Regions from separate parts of the Mus musculus genome. Here region 2 is linked to region 1. A link is a loop called in an ENCODE intact Hi-C map of the cell type or tissue named here. Cell type or tissue: left cerebral cortex. All regions are shown on one strand.

The links. A loop is a pair of places that touch in the nucleus more often than their neighbours do. Peaks named below come from ENCODE experiments on the same cell type or tissue, not always from the same donor. Only the 100,000 strongest peaks of a DNase experiment are listed, where the experiment ranks them.
Region 2: it touches region 1 in a loop (2.8-fold over the local background); 7 of 42 quality-filtered maps call a loop at or near these places.

Annotation. Positions count from the first base shown.
Region 1 is chr11:82,251,829-82,259,828 of GRCm38, reverse strand. No RefSeq gene overlaps it. Among named protein-coding and RNA genes, the nearest start is that of Ccl1, 76 kb to the right of the region's middle. In left cerebral cortex, a CTCF peak has its summit at 4,054 (motif pointing left); DNase peaks (open chromatin) are centred at 2,702, 4,078 and 6,235.
Region 2 is chr11:82,382,384-82,390,383 of GRCm38, reverse strand. It overlaps Tmem132e (transmembrane protein 132E), which reads right to left and starts at 1,484. Exons shown (of 9, transcript NM_001304439.1): 1 at 1,271-1,484. The coding sequence starts at 1,337. Gm38577 (a long non-coding RNA gene) reads left to right here and starts at 2,944. Exons shown (of 3, transcript XR_880073.3): 1 at 2,944-3,428; 2 at 7,313-7,589; 3 at 7,829-7,951. In left cerebral cortex, CTCF peaks have their summits at 1,564 (motif pointing left), 2,286 and 3,306; DNase peaks (open chromatin) are centred at 708, 1,593, 2,355, 3,025 and 1 more place; H3K4me3 peaks cover 3,636 bases; H3K27ac peaks cover 861 bases.

The DNA.
Region 1 (8,000 bases):
TTCCACCTCAGTCGCCGATTAGTAGCAGGAACGCGGCTGGCCTAGGGAGCCCCTTGCTAATGCTCCACAGAGATTAGATTAAACTGGAAGCCCCTAGCAGCCCAGGGCAGAGTCCATCCTGCTCACACCAGGGTGGTCCTGACCCTCCCTTGTCAGGGGGCCTTTGCTAGCTAGATGAGCAGCCTGCGTTCCCCCAGTAGTCTAAAGAAACCTGACCTGTCATTCCTGGGCTTTGATGTAAGACTGTTACTTTAGGGTCCGACCAATTCCCTAATAAGGCAAACAAGCCCTCTGTGATTTGGAGCCCTCCTCCCTCTCCAGCCTCCCTTCACATCACCCCTCCTCTTGACCAACCCAACAGAACAGCCTCCATTCTTCTACCACACGATCATGCATGCCACCCTGGGTCACCTGTCACTTCTTCCAGAACGTTCTCACTGGCCCTCCCCTCTCACCACTGCTACCACAATCTGACTTAGGCAGCCTTCCAAGGTTCTTTGTGTACTTTCTCAGGCAGAGCAAATGGCAAGAATACACTGTAATTGCTTGTTTTCTTGTCTCCCCTGATTGTATATTTGAACCGCCTGGGAGACTTTAAAAAGGACAGATACAGATTTGGTTGGCCCAGAGTTGGGTTTGGGCACGCACACATTTACTACCTCCCTCTAGGGGATCCTGAGGCATCCCTGGGATGGAGAACCACTTAAATAAGAAGATAGGGACATTGACTGATCACTGATGCTCTAGGGTCTAGCACATACTGTGCCCTCAGTAAGTAAGGAAAGGACAGGAAATCTGGGGTGAACCTACTCAGTCCCTGGGGCATCCTTCTGTAGCAGACATCGATCTCTCTACTGCACAGTAGAAGGAACCAGGATACACTCCTAGCCTGCAGCTCATGGAGGCGGGAGAAAGAGGAAGAAACCCTATTGTAAAAGAGAATCTTGAGCTCAGAGAAGGTAATTAGCCTAAACATGGTCTCTCAGCAAGGGTGGACAGGACCACTGTCTCACCTAGTCCCTTTTTTTTTTTTTTTTTTTGGTTTTTCAAGACAGGGTTTCTCTGTGTAGCCTTGGCTGTCCTGAAACTCACTTTGTAGACCAGGCTGGCCTCGAACTCAGAAATCCGCCTGTCTCTGCCTCCCAAGTGCTGGGATTAAAGGCGTGCGCCACCACTGCCTGGCTTATCCTAGTCCTTTCTGCAACCCTTTTTTCAGGTCACACACATCCTTCTGTAGCCACCAATCCTGCCAACATAGCCTGGCTCCTTTTCTTTATCCCCTCATTGGACAGTCTGGCCAGCATGGCAGGCAGAGACCACCAGAATCTTCTTCTACCGTCTGACAAGGCAAGGAGGTGCCTCTATAATCAAGAGTGTTCTTTAGTGCAAGATTAGCATAAAGGACCTGTAGGCTAGTTTTCTTGCTGACAGGAGTTCGGGGCAGGAGAGGAAGTGATAAGAGATCAGTTGGGGCTCTGAAGCCATAAGTGACAGAGTGAGTTTCCCTGCCACCTGTCTTCCTGGAAGCACACCTGCAAAGTCAGAGACCCCTGACTCCTGAGGCACCCCCAGAACATAGCATCTGCCAGCAGTCAGAGATGGCATTATGGTGAAGCTGTGCACAGGTGTGGCAGGCAGGGAGAAGAAGACATGTATACTGGGCTTTAGTCACAGGTATTCCTCTGTCTTCTGTGTCTCTATAGAACCAACTACTTGTTCCAGCATTCCCCATGGCCATCTAGCCAGGGGAGCCCATCCAAGGGCAGGAGACTTTATTGGCACATTCTATCCCTTGTGATGGCCATGAAGATGGTAGACTAGGTCTTACATGTTCAGAGGAAACTTTCTGTATAAGCTGCCCTTCAAAACCATGCTTGAAACCCAAGAAGTCTCAGCATATTCAAGAGGCTGGGGAGTTGGCATGGTGTAGTTCAATCTCAGGATGTTTCTTTTGACATCTTCTCCCAATTATGGGAAACTCAAATGCACATTTGGATCACTGTGGTCTTGGTGAGTCTTCCCATTGGTCCATGTTTGGTCCTGTTTTTCTCTTCCTCATTCATGCGTGTTCATGATTTAATTGGTACCTTCAAACCTCCCTGTTACCACAACAGCAGAACCCATGCAATGAAGGTTACTTACCTGCAGGGCTTCCTTCTGCTCATTGCACCTCTCTGCCTTCCCTACCCAAGACAACCATCACCCAGACTCCCTCAACTGCCATTTTCTGGCTTTCTTTTATACACACACTTTGTCTTCATTTTATGTTGCCTAACATTTCCCAGCTTCTTTGACTTGTCGCTGCAAACCCCCAGCTTTTGGAGGCCACTTCCTTAGGAAGACTGCAAATGAGAGATAGTCATTCCATGAATTTTAGCTTCGGCAGAACTCTTATTACTAACATCACTTTGGCCTCCAGCTTCTCCAATGAGGTCGGGGGAGAGAAGAGGAGAGGGGCGGGAAGTTCCTTTTCCAGAGAAAGGTTGTAGTTATGATCCAAGGATTCACAGATTAGTTGAATAGTCCCTCTCCTTTCACCTTTCACTAATCCATACTTCTCAGTTGCTCAAGCCTTGTAAAAACAGCAGGCTCTCCACAGATCACAGCACTGGGGCTTGGGCCCAGCTATTCTTCAGAAGTCCTGGGTCTGAGTGGCCAAGCTCCTTATGTGTGTTCTAGACTATGCCTGTCCTCTGCAGGGAATGGAGTAGGTGTGAGCAAGCTGGTGGTGTGGGCAGGGGACTGGGTATGGCACCTAACACGCCATTACTGGTGTGGGAGAATGGGCCTGGTATGTGGCCAGCCCCAACTCTACTGCCAGTGTGCCATTCCTGGTCACCCCCACAATGCTCATTACAAAGCCCACTCCATACCCCACCCCAACCCCTCAGCATCTCCTCTGGCCAAGAACCAATTTTACCCATGAGTGAGTCTGGGTAATCCTCTTCAGGCCTCCAGTGGGAGTGGGGAGGGATGCACCTAGGCTGAAGTAGGCAAGCCTTTAGAGAACCAGGTCCCCACAGGGAGCCAAGTCACTATCACCTGCTGGAGATATCCCATACTTCCTCTGGTGACCCACCCATCCCTTATTCTCTTCAGGAGGAAGTAGAGGCTTCAGAAAGCTCAAGGTCATGTCCAGGCTGACCCCTTCCCATCACTGTTCTGTAAGTGGGTTTATGCTGGAGCCCTGATATGATCATCTTCCCTGGGCTCCTCCTATTGCTAAGCATAGGGAGTGGATACCATGCTAGAGACACTTCAGGAGGCCCAGGGTCCTGCAGGCCCTCTAAGCTGCAAGGGCACCCAGAGGGAGCCTCGCCCTACAGTTACGGATAGGGGATGGAGGTGAGGCCAGAGAATGCAGCCACTCTGATCAGGAGTTTCCAAACAGGTCAGGTGAGATGCTGTCTTTTGGCAATCTTCCTCCTTTCTTATCCACACCTTCTGTCCAGTTTATATCTCTCCGCTCTGCAGAGAGCAGCTCTGTTCAGAAGCCTCCCTGGGATCCACAAGCCCTCTGATGAATGGCTAGGTTTTGCATTGATGAGTCTCCCTTCGTGGAGTAGTTCTACTTAACTGTGTCACTCAAGCACACGAGGCAAACCTGTCTATCTAGAAAAGGATGCTGATTATAAGATTGGTCTCAGGCTAATTGTGTTGCTCTAGACCACAGACCAGAGCTGCTCGGCACCTGGCACCTGGTAAACAGTTAACAAATTGAGCAGTTATAACTGTCATTGAGCCACTGGGCTCCTATTCATCCATCACCACCCTGTCGGGCATCACCTCTCTGTAAAGCCTCCTTCCCTGATCAGTCTCTGGGGACTCTGACTTCTGCAGCTACATCCTGTGTGTAATTGCTTCCTGCTATGGTTGGCTTGCGTGTTTTGACTCTGCTGATATGTGAGTTTCTAGGGGAATTGACATGGGAGCCGCCCGTGGTGAGGCCAGGGCTGAGCTGCTGGCTGGTGGAAGGAGGATTCTTCTGCTATCTCTAAGTTCCATTATGAAGTCTGTGCTTCAGGAGCTGTGTCCATATCTGGTGGCCTTCACTGCCCTCTCCTGACTACAGAGGGCAGGACAGTTCCTGGGAGGAGTGGGGGTGGGGCAGAGGCAGGCAACTGGCGCTGTTGGCAGAGATGAGTTCCTGTGTGTCTTGGTCTTCATAGCTGGGCCTGTGTGATAAGTGGTAAAGGACCATGTGTGGCCATGGGGAGGGGGTTGACATGGGAACAGGTGAGGAGGAGAAGGATACTGCTTCTTTTGAAGAAGACACTTTACCCTGCAAGGCTCCTGGGAATCCAGCCCCAAGTCTTTATGAACTGTGCTCACCCTGAAAACAGCCTCTGGGGTGAACCCAGAGCCGCCTTCCCCACAGCCTGTTCCACCCACGGGGGCCAAGGCTTGCTCATTTGCTCACAGTTAAACTCCTGGCTTCCTCGGGGACGGTGACAGATTGAGAGAAGATGGTTCCAGCTAAGAGAGTCCTATAATTATCAGCCACGGATTATTTTAATTAAAATGCTTTGCATCCTCAGCTCTTAATTTCTAAAATGATTATAAATGTTATTATTAAAGGAAAATCCTTGAAGTGAGATCCATAAATCTCTGCCTGGGCTGAGATGACAGGGTGAGCTGGTTACAGTAAAGGGGACCCAGCCTGGTGCTAAGACTCTCTGGGGAGGAGGTGAGAAGAGCGAGGGGTGGGCAGAGCCTGAGGAAAGGAGGGGTTTAGGGTTTCCACATGCATCCTGCCCACTCTGCCTAGATCATTAATTGATTGCGACTGAGAGATGGCCCAGACCTGGAATCTGCCTCTGTTTGCTGTGTGACTGAACAAGTCAGGTCACCTCGCTGAGCTCCAAGTTTCTCTGCTTTGAAATGAAAATAGTTGCCATCTGGCTGGACCATTTTAGCACACACTGATAAAGTGTTTAAGTCATTTGTCAGGGGAAGCCATAGTATAGCCATTCCGTCCCATCCCCAAGAGGCCTCGGGAGTCCTCCGGGAGTTCCACAGGCCACACTTCTGGGTTGTCCCTTCCACTCTCCATCCCTGAGATGGTCACTCCAGAGACAAGCTGCTGCCAATCTCAGTCAGGTCCCCAGGGCAACACCTTAGCTTTCAGCAGCCTGCTGCACAGAGGGCAGGCTCTCGACTGCCATTGTGGACTTTGAGGCTCACAGAGGAAGATGTCTAGCCCAAAGTCACGCAGAAAATGTCTTGGCAGGTCCTTTCAGCTCTTGTCGTAGATAGCAGAAGCCTGCTTCTCCTTGTTACACTCTCTTCTACTGACAGAGAATAGATCACCTGAGAGGTGATGCTACTGGCCAGAACACCAAGGGCACAGGAGAGGGTGGGAACAAGGCAGGGTGTGAGTGCTGGATGGTCTGTCAGGACACCCGGCCTCTGGCCCATGCTCTCCTCAGGCTCACATCTATGCTACCTGGAGCTGACCGATCCTTTCCTCTCCCAGATCCTTAGTTTCTCCCCATACTAAGATGGTGATGCACTAGCTACAGCCCTGCTATGCCCTCCACACTGGTTTGAGATCAGCTCTGATGATGGGTCTAAAAGTGCTTTGTAAGCGAGACGACCAAGCTAGGGCCCATTAGGACTGTTAATATTAGTATGCATACTTGGCTACTGGCCACAGAGCAGATGAACAAGGGGTATGGAGAGCAAGGACCGGCTCAAGCTTTTACAGTTTGCAGAAAAAGTCAGGGATGGCAACTCTCCGCGGAATCATTTCCAAGGTACTGCAGGAGGATCCCCTAGGGGCTTCAGCAAAGGAGCAGTATACAGGCAGGCAAGTAGAGGTCAGGATCTCTCTTCTCCCAGCAGGGACAGTAGCAAAACATATTGGCTTTCACAGACAAGGTGGCCTCCTCTATGGGCACAGATAGGAATGAGGGCCTGGGCAGGGCTGATTGCTATAGGACCCATCACAGGCCAAGGCTCACTTTTTCTGCTCTGCACAGCCACTCCACCTGTTGGAAATTAACCCAAGGACTAGCCAGGTAGAAGGGATAAGGCCTGAGGCCAGTTCCCCACCCCTACCCCAGCATTCACCAAGTCTTTCTCCCATATATTACCAGTTTCAAAATAACTGTGTACAGACTTGGTTCGTGTCCTAGGCTAGTCATTCATGCATTCATTCATTCAGACGTCCAGGAGAGCTTCTGAAATTGCTAAGATGTGCTGGGCACTGTGCCAAGCAGCAGCCCCGAGATGAATGAGACCCTGTCCTTGTTGTAAAAAGGCTCAGAGGCTGCTGTGGAGACAGAAGACAGACCTGCAAACAGGCACTGTGTGGCTTGGGGACATTCCAGGGCCTGGATGTGGGGTAGGAGTGGACCTTCAGAGAGAAATCCCTGAAGGAAGCCGAGCTTGAGCTCAGCTGGAGGAAATCTATCTGTCGGCATCCTCAGTACTGAGTTGGTGGGATCATTCTGGCTCTTGTCTGACAGAGAAGGAAGCACTGGGAGAAGGAGAGCCTGAGGTTTGATGGAGCTCTTATCCCAGCGGATCCTACGTGCCCAGGAACCTTCCATACCCTACCTTGAAGGTTAGGAGTTAGGATCTCAAGATGGGATTTGATTCACAAGTCAGCCTCAAATGGGCTGTACTCCCAAGCCCCCTTCCTGAAGAAGAGGACAAGGTTTCCAGGAGACTGTAAGATGATGGTGGTGAATGATGCTCTGGAAGGGGAAGAGCACACTCTCATGACTCAGAGTTTTTAAATTGGTTTTTAAGAGGGGTTTCATGCACCCATTGGGACTGGAGCCTGGGAGCAGAGCTTAGGCTTGTTCAATCACTGGGAGGCTCAGGGATGTTGATGTATGGAACGATTGCACCTTGGACTTTGTACAGGAAGGCCTGCGCACTAGAGGCCCCACTGTGCACATGCAGGCTGAAGTGTACCTCTCACCCTGTGCCCGGCATCTCAGCATCACCGCATCATTTATGCTTCACACCCGAATCCCCTGAGCATCCTGAAGAACCCCCACATCATACCTACTCTGTTCCTGGGCGAGACACTATTGGTGCCTATGTCATAGCTAATATACAAACCTGGATGCTGACTTAGACAAACGCCCATCCAGGCAGATACCTTTGGCTAAGTAGACTTAGATGAGTGCTGGCATAAAGAGTCTGGAAGCTGCACCTGTTAGATGCAAGCTAGGGGCTGATCAGGCCACACCTACCGGCAACAGCCTCCTTCTCACAGCTGCTGTGAAGAAAATGACAAGCCCTTGATGAGAGCCTCTCAGTGAATATGTGACCCTTCAACATACTCCCCAGGTGCACAGATCCCAGGAGAATGGCAAGTAATAGTCTCATTTCTCTAAGGACATCAGAATCTGGGCCATGAAAGGGTTACTGTAAAAAGGGCACCATTCAGCTAGATGTGTGCACTTCCCCACTTCCCCCACCTCTTTGGAGTTTTATGTTCCTTCCCTCAGATTACAGGCAGGGCACATGCTGTGAACTATTCACAGAGCATGAAACTTCCTTCTTCCTCTGGGACCCTTAAGAAGAGACCTACCTAGTTAACTCTGGCTCAGGGGCCAGAGGTCTCTCCTCCAAAGCCCCTGCCATTCTGTTGTCCATCTGTCCACCTGTGGTGTCAGTAACTCTTCTGATAGACCTCCTATCTCAAAGGACAATCCATTCACCCCGTGTCCCCCTCGAACCACAAACCCAGGAACTGTCATCAGCATGTGAGGGAGAGGGAGAGGACATTCTAGGGGCCTCTAGTAGAAAGCATGTTAGCTGCACAGGGAAGGGTGATGGGTCTTGTTTAAGCCTAAACAAAGAGGCAAGGTGGGTTTGGGGAGCCTTGAGAACATCAGTGGCTGAGATCTGAGGTGGGACTAGAAATGCTAAGTCATTGTTACTGGAGCACCAGCTTTAGGTCAGGAGCCAGATGGTCACAGATGGTCCTTCTCCAGTGTCTGGGGCTCCAAGAGTATAGCTAGTGTTGACTTGCCAAGTGT
Region 2 (8,000 bases), 130 kb before region 1:
CTTGGGCCCTATGATTCCTTGAGACCACTTTCTCTTTACTCTTTCAACCTTGAAAATACACCCTACTCGGGGCGAGGGGCGCGGAGGGGGGTTCGTTGCGGAGCAAAAACGAATTAAGAGACCGTGGGGAGGTTCACAGCACACTCAAATCAGGCTGCCAGGGACTGCACAGATTCGGGCAAAAGCTGACCACTACAAACGGACGGTTCTCTCAAACATCCAGATGGCTCGCTCCACTAAGGCCTTCTCCAATTCTGTCCTTGGCTCACCCTCTCGGGAGTGGGGCATCAGAGTCTTATATCCCTAGCTAGTCCTTTGCTGGTTGGGGAATTGTCCCGGGTCAGCTGGTTTCACTTGGGCGCAGCAGAGGGCCGCTTCCCCGCCGCCCCTGCCCCCTTGCTTCCACAGCTCCCTTTCTCTCGTTTAGGTTTGCGCCCCTCTCCTCCTGGAGCATCTCCAGCTTGCGGAAGCCCGCCGCAGCGCCCTCCTGGCTCATCTTGAGTTCCCACTCTGGGTGGGGGAGGTTGTCCTACTACCCCCTGCCTCCAACCTTCATATCCCCCATCTCACTGCTGGGGCGCACCATCCCCGGGTTCCTCCCTCCGTCACCCCTTTCCGGCAGAGCCCAGAGCCCAGGGCGAGCCTGGGGAGCAGACGCAACAGATTGCAGAACGCTGGAGCGCGGCCCCGCTGCCTTCGCGCGCCGCCAGTCTCCCGGCCCGCGCCCGCTGCCCAGACCCCCGCCCGACTTGCTCTGCGAGCCGGCCGGCCATTGAGATGCTGCTCACAAGCCTCCCGGGCCCCAACCGTGCGCGTCCCTGTCCTAGGCCCGCCGCAGGAAGCCAGACAGCCGGCGGCACGGCCCGCACCCGCCTGCGCGCCGGGCCCGGAAGCCGCGATCTCGCCGGTCCCAGTGGTCCCCAGCCCCTCGCGCTGCATGGGGAGCTGCGGCCGGGTACCCGAGACTCGACCTAGCTGATCTCTCGCACCCCTCTAGATATCCGTGAGCTGACACGCCCCCAGGGTCTCGGGTTTTTCCCTGAATTCTAACTCTGAGACCGAGGAATCTACCCCCCCCCCGCCCCAATCTCCCCTGGACCGACCTCGGTCCCCTCAGCGGACTCCCGCTGCAGCCGGGAACCGTGCTGGTAGCGACGGCGGAGAGTCCAGGGGAACACTGGGATGAGGTGCTCCTTCCTTCGGTTCTCTCTGCGCCCCCTCCAGGGGCGCCCGCCGCATCTTCACCCCGAGTCTGCGCCGCGACACTTACCGTGGGCGAGCAGCACAGAGAGGCAGAGTAGGGCGGCGCCGCGGCGGCCCGACATCCCTGGGGCCATGGCCGAAGCGGGGGCAGGAGGGGTCCGAGGGTGTAGAGATCCACGGCGAATTGGTCTCAGGCTGGGCTCGGTCGCCTCCAACTCACTGGCGCCCAGCTGTGTCTGTTGAGGCTTCGGGGGCCAGAAAGCGCAATTCGGGGACACTTTGAGGGGAGGGGCGTCCCGGGCACCACCGGCTACACCCTCGGAGCCGGCGGGGGCGCAGCTCGGGGCGGGAGGAGTCTCCACCTCCCCGGGCTGGTGCCCCCTGCAGGATCTGCGAGGAGAGGGGGGAGCCGCACGTGCGGTCCCAGGGCCCGGTGGCCACCAACGTCCCGGTGGCTGCCGAGGGCCGCGTGCCGAAGCCCCTGGCCTCGCCGCGCCGCTCAGATCCGTACTCGCTCGTAGGTACAGAACCCCAACGCGAACTCGAATCGCCTCGGTTTCGGTGGTAACCCCACATGCACAGCGCGGCTTTCTTCCTCTCCCAAGCGCCCTGCAGCAGTAGGGAAAATCCCAGGTCGGGAGGAAACGGATGATTTCTTTCGCAAAGAGAGAAAATCCAGGCAACTTTAATCCATCCGGGGAAGGAAAAGTTTCCTTGCAGGGATGAGACAGGCGACGCGGGTCGCCACCACCCTAGGCGACGCCCAGACGAAACGTCTGAGGTGGGGGACCAGATGTTTGTCCCTTCGCAGTGCTCGGTCTTGGACTCCAGCACTCTCTCCAGTCTCGACCGGGGTCTGCGCTAGCACAGGCCAACTCGGCGCCGCCTGGCCAGGCTGGGGTTCGGTGGCTGGAGCAAGGGTGGAGCTCTAGGCACTCGCTGCCCCATGGAGATGAAGCTAGGAGAAGCGAAGGAGCGGAAGCGCCAGCTAAGGCGCCCCAGCTCGAGCCGTTTCTTCCCAGAGCGTCTCCTCCAGTATCCAGCCCGTAAGCGTTGTAGGATGAGAGATGGGGTGGTCAGCCCTCGGCAGCACCGGCTACCCTTTTCTTTCCTCTCCGGTAGGGTGTCGCTGTCTCAGCACAGGGGTACCTTGCCCCGCCTCACACCTCTCCTCGCTTTCCCGGGGGAACCTACACAAACCTTGAACTTTTCCGAGGTTCACAGTCTCCGATCCCTCGTCCTACCCATCACCCCCGCCTTGCCCCTGGACACCCGCTCGCCCGTTGCCTCGGTGCGGCAGGGCACAGGCTGTCGCTCTTTCGGAGTCAGTCTGGGCGAGTAGATCGCCGCTCCAGTCCCAGCTACGGGTGGCAAGAAGCGGGAGCGCGGCCAGTGGGCTAAGGCAACCGCACCTGCGCAGCCCCTGGCCGGAGAGGCAGCAGCGGGTACCTAGGCGGCCTAGAAAAGATAGAGATGCCGATAGGGGTCCAGCTCTCCTTGGACGTGGGGTTGGGGAAGAAGAAGAATCAAGGACCAGAGGAAAAAAAAAAGAGGCGGGGGAGCCACAGTTGACCGAAGCAGTCGCTGCCACCTCCACGGCGCTCCTCGGTAAATGGTTGAAGAAAGACACACACACACACTGATGCTCGCTGCCCTCCTCCTCGGTCCGGCATCCAGCGCCCACCAGGACCGTAGCGGGCGGGCGCCCAGCTTGGCGCGCTCGCTCCCTTTTCCTCCCTCCCCTCCCAGATTCCCCGTGATCACGTGGCCCCGGAGCGCGCAGCCCACGGCTCGCGCGCCACGGAGACTTCCCCCTCCCCCGGCTCCCCTGTCTGTCCACGTGTCCATTCCGCATTCCCAGCCTGGGGGCGCGCGCGGCTCCTTAATGAGAGCCGGCCCAGGGCTGGCCTCGCCGTTCAGTTCTACTCCGCTTTACATTTAATTTTTTTCCCCCTCTGAGATTAAGGTTGGTGCGATCCGAGAGGGGTCGGTCGGCTGCTGCGACTGCGGTTCTCCTGAGCAGACGCCACAGCCGAAGCCGACCGAGGTCCCTTTTCAGGGAATGCCAGCTCCCCGCAGGGTGCCGGAGATGTTTTCGGTGGTTCTATCCGAGGCGCGGGTAGGGGGCAGCCTCCCACAGCCTCTGAGTCCTCCTGGGTCTGCAGGGCACCCGGTGGGAATCAGACAAGCTGCCGCGCCCAGCTCCTCTGGTTGGAGCTCCTCGGGTAAGAGGCAAGGGGCGCCGCTGGAGGCCGAGGAGAGACTTGCCTCTGCCTACAGGTTGTTTTGCAAACCTCTGAAAGGTGTCCGGGCGCGGAGGTGGGTGGGTGGGTGCGAGAAACTGCCCCTCTGTACTCTCACCCAGTCATCAGCTGAAGAGAGGGGGGTGTGAGGCAGACATTCACTCCCACCATCGCGCCTTTTCCATTAGAACGCAACCCAAATCAGACCCGACCGTCAACCGCCAATAGTCAATCAGGCATGAGATCAATGGCAATGATCTGACAGCATTATTGGATGTCACGAGGGAATCCTGAGAGGTCTGATCTCTATCAGTCCTACTCTGGAGGGGCAGTCTCTTGTCCCATGGGCATAGCCCATAGTGAGAGAATAGAACTTGAGAGTCACCCGTTATACCAGATGGAGTATGGGCTAGACAGATCAGAGCAATGGCTGGTGGGACTCTCCGTCTACACTTTATCTGTCATACTCGGGTCTTTTCTAGCCTTCCTGATCCTGTGAGTGTCCTTTTTGGGAAAATGGGTTTGGATGATGACGATAGGAACCTTCCTTGCCCCCCCCCCCCCCAGCTGCTGACTATCCCTGCTTAGGTTTCATATTGGAACCTGCCTAGCTGTTCTTGCTCCTCCCTCATAGCTCAGAGGTTCAGTGGGGAGAGCTAACAGTCTATTGGAGGCCCTGGGGAAAGACTATGCTGTAGTAGTCAAAGAAGATGATTCTCATTAGGTCCCTAATGCCTGGTGGCAATTAATGTCACCTAAGGGCTTATTAACCATCCCAAGGAGAGGCAAGCCAGCTACCAGCTCTCTCTCCTCCACCCCCAATCTGTGATGTTGAGGCATAGAGTACAGGACCCACTAAACACAAGCAGAATCCTTCTGGCCCTGACCACCAGCCCACTGGGGATCCAGAACTTAGGGATGGCTGGATGAAGGAGACAAAGCTGCTTCCTCTAAGATGCTGCCCAGGCTGCCCTTCTCCACAGCTTCTGTAGCTGACTCAAGAGCCAGTTCAGGTGAGGGCCCACCCTACCCTCCTAGCCCTGGCTGGAAGTAGCACACGGTGTTGGGTAGGGTGCTGGTAGGCTGGGCATCATGGAGTTCTGAAGAAACCAACTCAGTTTCCCCTCCTTGCACCCCAACTTCCATAACAGTACTGTGGATGTCTCCAATGCCACAGGTGTCAAGGGAGAATTAGCCCTTGTTCCCATGGATCTTCTGTTCTGGAAGGGAAGGGTAGATGCTAAGCATGTGAACTAGACTCTGGGGACACCTGAGGGTACTGCCATCTTTGTGTGTGTGTGTGTGTTTATGGGATATACACAAGCCTGTGGAAGCTAGAGGTCAAAGTGAACTGTCTTCCTCAATCTCTCTCTACATCATCTTCACCTCCATCATCATCACTACCACCATCATCATCATCGTCGCCGTTGTCTCTCACTGAACTCGAAACTCATTGTTTGGGCTAGACTGACCAGCCAGCCAATTCCAAGGATCTGCACATCTCTGCCTCTTCACCCTGTGGGTTATAGACACACTTCACTATGCCTGATTCTTACATGTTTGACGTTGATGTGAACTAGGGCCCTCATGCTTGTGCTGTAAGCACTTTGCTGACCTCTTGCTAGCCCGTGATCCTGTCATCCTCACAGAGTGGTGGTCTGGACTCCAGCCCTATTCTTTCCATACCTCCCAAGGTGATACGTTCGTCACTAACAATGAAGACTTGCCGTGTCAGCATGCCTGATGACCCAGTCGGTTCCTGGGTTCCACATACTCCTCTCGTCCAACTCAGAGGAGTGAGCCATCTGGAAAGTACAATACCAAAAGAGTCTCAGTTTTACTGTGCAGGGACACCTTACTTTTGTCAGCTGCATTCTGGAGTTCAAGGAAGAAGATAACTGGAGTAAAATGTACTTATCCAGTTGTCCCTAGCCTGACAACTAGGATGTCAGGAGAGAGGATGATCTTCCAGGCCATGTGATAAGCTACCTGTGGTCTCACCAAGAAGTATTGGTCTTGGAGTTCCTGTGAGCCATGCCCTGGGGACCTAGATGGCAGAGGTCAAATGGGGCCTAGGCTGGAGGAAGGGATGTAGGGAGGAACAGAGAGAGGGCTGGCATGCATGGCAGTCTTCTTCCTGTTTTTCCTTTCTGAGTGTCTTTCTGGATGGAGTTTTGTCAATGGCTGGGACCATCTCCTTTGCCAGCTCCTTTGTGATGCTTGGGAGAGAGAAGAAGGAGTAGGGGGAGGGGAGGGAGTGGGGCTCTGCTCCAGCACCTTGCACAGGTGCTCATCAAGACCCAATCCAGAGCCAGTACTGCTTCCTCCCTGTCTGACCAGCCCCTGTGAGAGTGTCCTGGCTTTCAGAATGCCTACCACTAGGAGGAGACAGGCGGGGGGGGGGGGGGGGGCTTCCTGGGACCTCCTGGGGCTTCTCATCAGATTCCCTAAGTTAGCCCTCACTCTTGTAATCACTGCAAACATCACACTATGTTAACTCTGCCATTTTATTAACCACTTTGATTTTGTGAGTGTGTGGTGTATGTATATGTTTAGGATGTACTTACCCCCTACCCACTACTCCTCTCTCTCTCTCTCTCTCTCTCTCTCTCTCTCTCTCTCTCTCTCTCTGTGTGTGTGTGTGTGTGTGTGTGTGTGTGTGTGTGTGTAAGCTGGTTTAGCTATCCAGCTTTGTTTCGTTTTGTTTTTTAATTTGGGAGACAGCGTCTCTCACTGAACCTGGAACTTAACTGTTTCAGCTAGACCAGCAGGGATCCACTTGCCTCCACCCTGCCCAGGTTATAGGTATTCATGGCTACTTCCAGATTTTTACATGGGGATCTGAATTCAGGTCCTCATGTTTGCACAACACTTGAGCCACTGAGCCATCTCCCTAGGCAGGAACAAATCCTTTTTATTGAGTGCTGTGCTCGGGATTGGAATGAATAGGCTGGGCAAGACAAACACCCAGATGGTAGACGTTTGAGAGCCTCCAAACCCTCAGGGAGGCAGTGGCACTGAGCACTAGCATCAGGAGTGCCTCTGAGGTGCTGGCCGCTGGGCTTGGGAATCTGCATGCATTCTGGTGGGTGCTTGCCTCGCCCCTATACTGTTTCCATTTCCAGTGGTGCCTCAGAGACAAGATGTTTCCTGACTGGGTTAGAAACCAACAGCACCAAACCAAATGTGAGATCCAGAGGTCAGATAAGTAGCCACCTGACCATTGCATCCCATTGAGCTCCACAGACAGCCAGCCTCTGTTTATCCCTGGTTGTACTTAATGGCCAGGAGGGTTCTAAGCATACACAGAACTTTCAGCTTAGAGAAGTCATTGGAGCAAAGGATCCAGTACAAGATGTCCAGGAACAAGGGGTCACTGTTTCCTGTACCCCTGTGTTGTCCACAGCAACTCAGCCTGTTGTCCCCTCATCCCACCACAGCACTGACTCACAACTCTGTGCATTCGTTGTGGAGTCTACCCCAAGGTTACTTGTACATAGGGTTATCATCACCATCATCCTGCCTCTGGTCTGCAGGCTCCTCACCTCCCACTGCCTGATGGGATCCTAGCTACAATTCCACAGTCATCACTAATCTCTGTTCCTGAAGACATCAGCAGCTAAAGGCAGAGAGACCTGTTTCCCGTTCTGTAAGGCAAGTTCTGCCTAGTTCCCTCCAATTTCTGTAATAAAATGTCACCGGCTGGGCGAATTAACACATTTACTTCTTCTCTTGCTGAAGGCTGGAAGTCCAATATGAAGGTGTTGGCAGGGTTGCGTCTTTGGAGGGCAGATGGATGTCTTCTGTGTGGTCATATGGCCACTTCTCGGTACTCATGAATCCTTGGTTTCTTTTCTTTTAATAAGGACAATAGTCCTTTGGATGTGAGCCCCACGCCAGCGGCCCCATTTCAATTTAATCACCTGTTCAAACGCCTTGTCTCCAAATACAGCTGCATTCTGTTACTTAGAGGCAAAACTTCAATGTGTCAATTTTAAGAGTTCACAATTTAGCTCCTAACAGCATCTGTAACTCACCATCCACACTGGGGTGTCCCTGAGAGGAAGAGGAATGCTCAGAATAATGATGTCGGAGCAGCAGCCTTACATGAGCAATCGAGGGAAACCAGAACACTGGGCGCGAGTGAGTCTCATCATTCATCTGGTGACTTTGTTTTAAGCCCCAAATCCCTCCTGTGCTCTGAGAATTTTGCCTCTCCCTGCTCAGTTCCCTTCCCTATCTGGTCATCACTAGTAGATGAACCCCACCCCTAACCCCCCAGCAAACATCGTGTCATGTGATCAGCTTAAGACTCTAGATAAGCTATACTAGTGCTCCACCGCAGGACTTGAGTCCCAGCCTTCTTTCTTCCCTTTTTATAGGAAAAAAAAACCCACGGCACACAGAGAGCTAGTGATGGACCTCAAGACCCACAGGCATTTACTTGACAGTCAAGAAGATGACAGACGCTAGAGAAAGTAGCCAAGGAGCTAAAGGGATCTGCAACCCTATAGGTGGAACAACATTATGAACTAACCAGTACCCCGGAGCTCT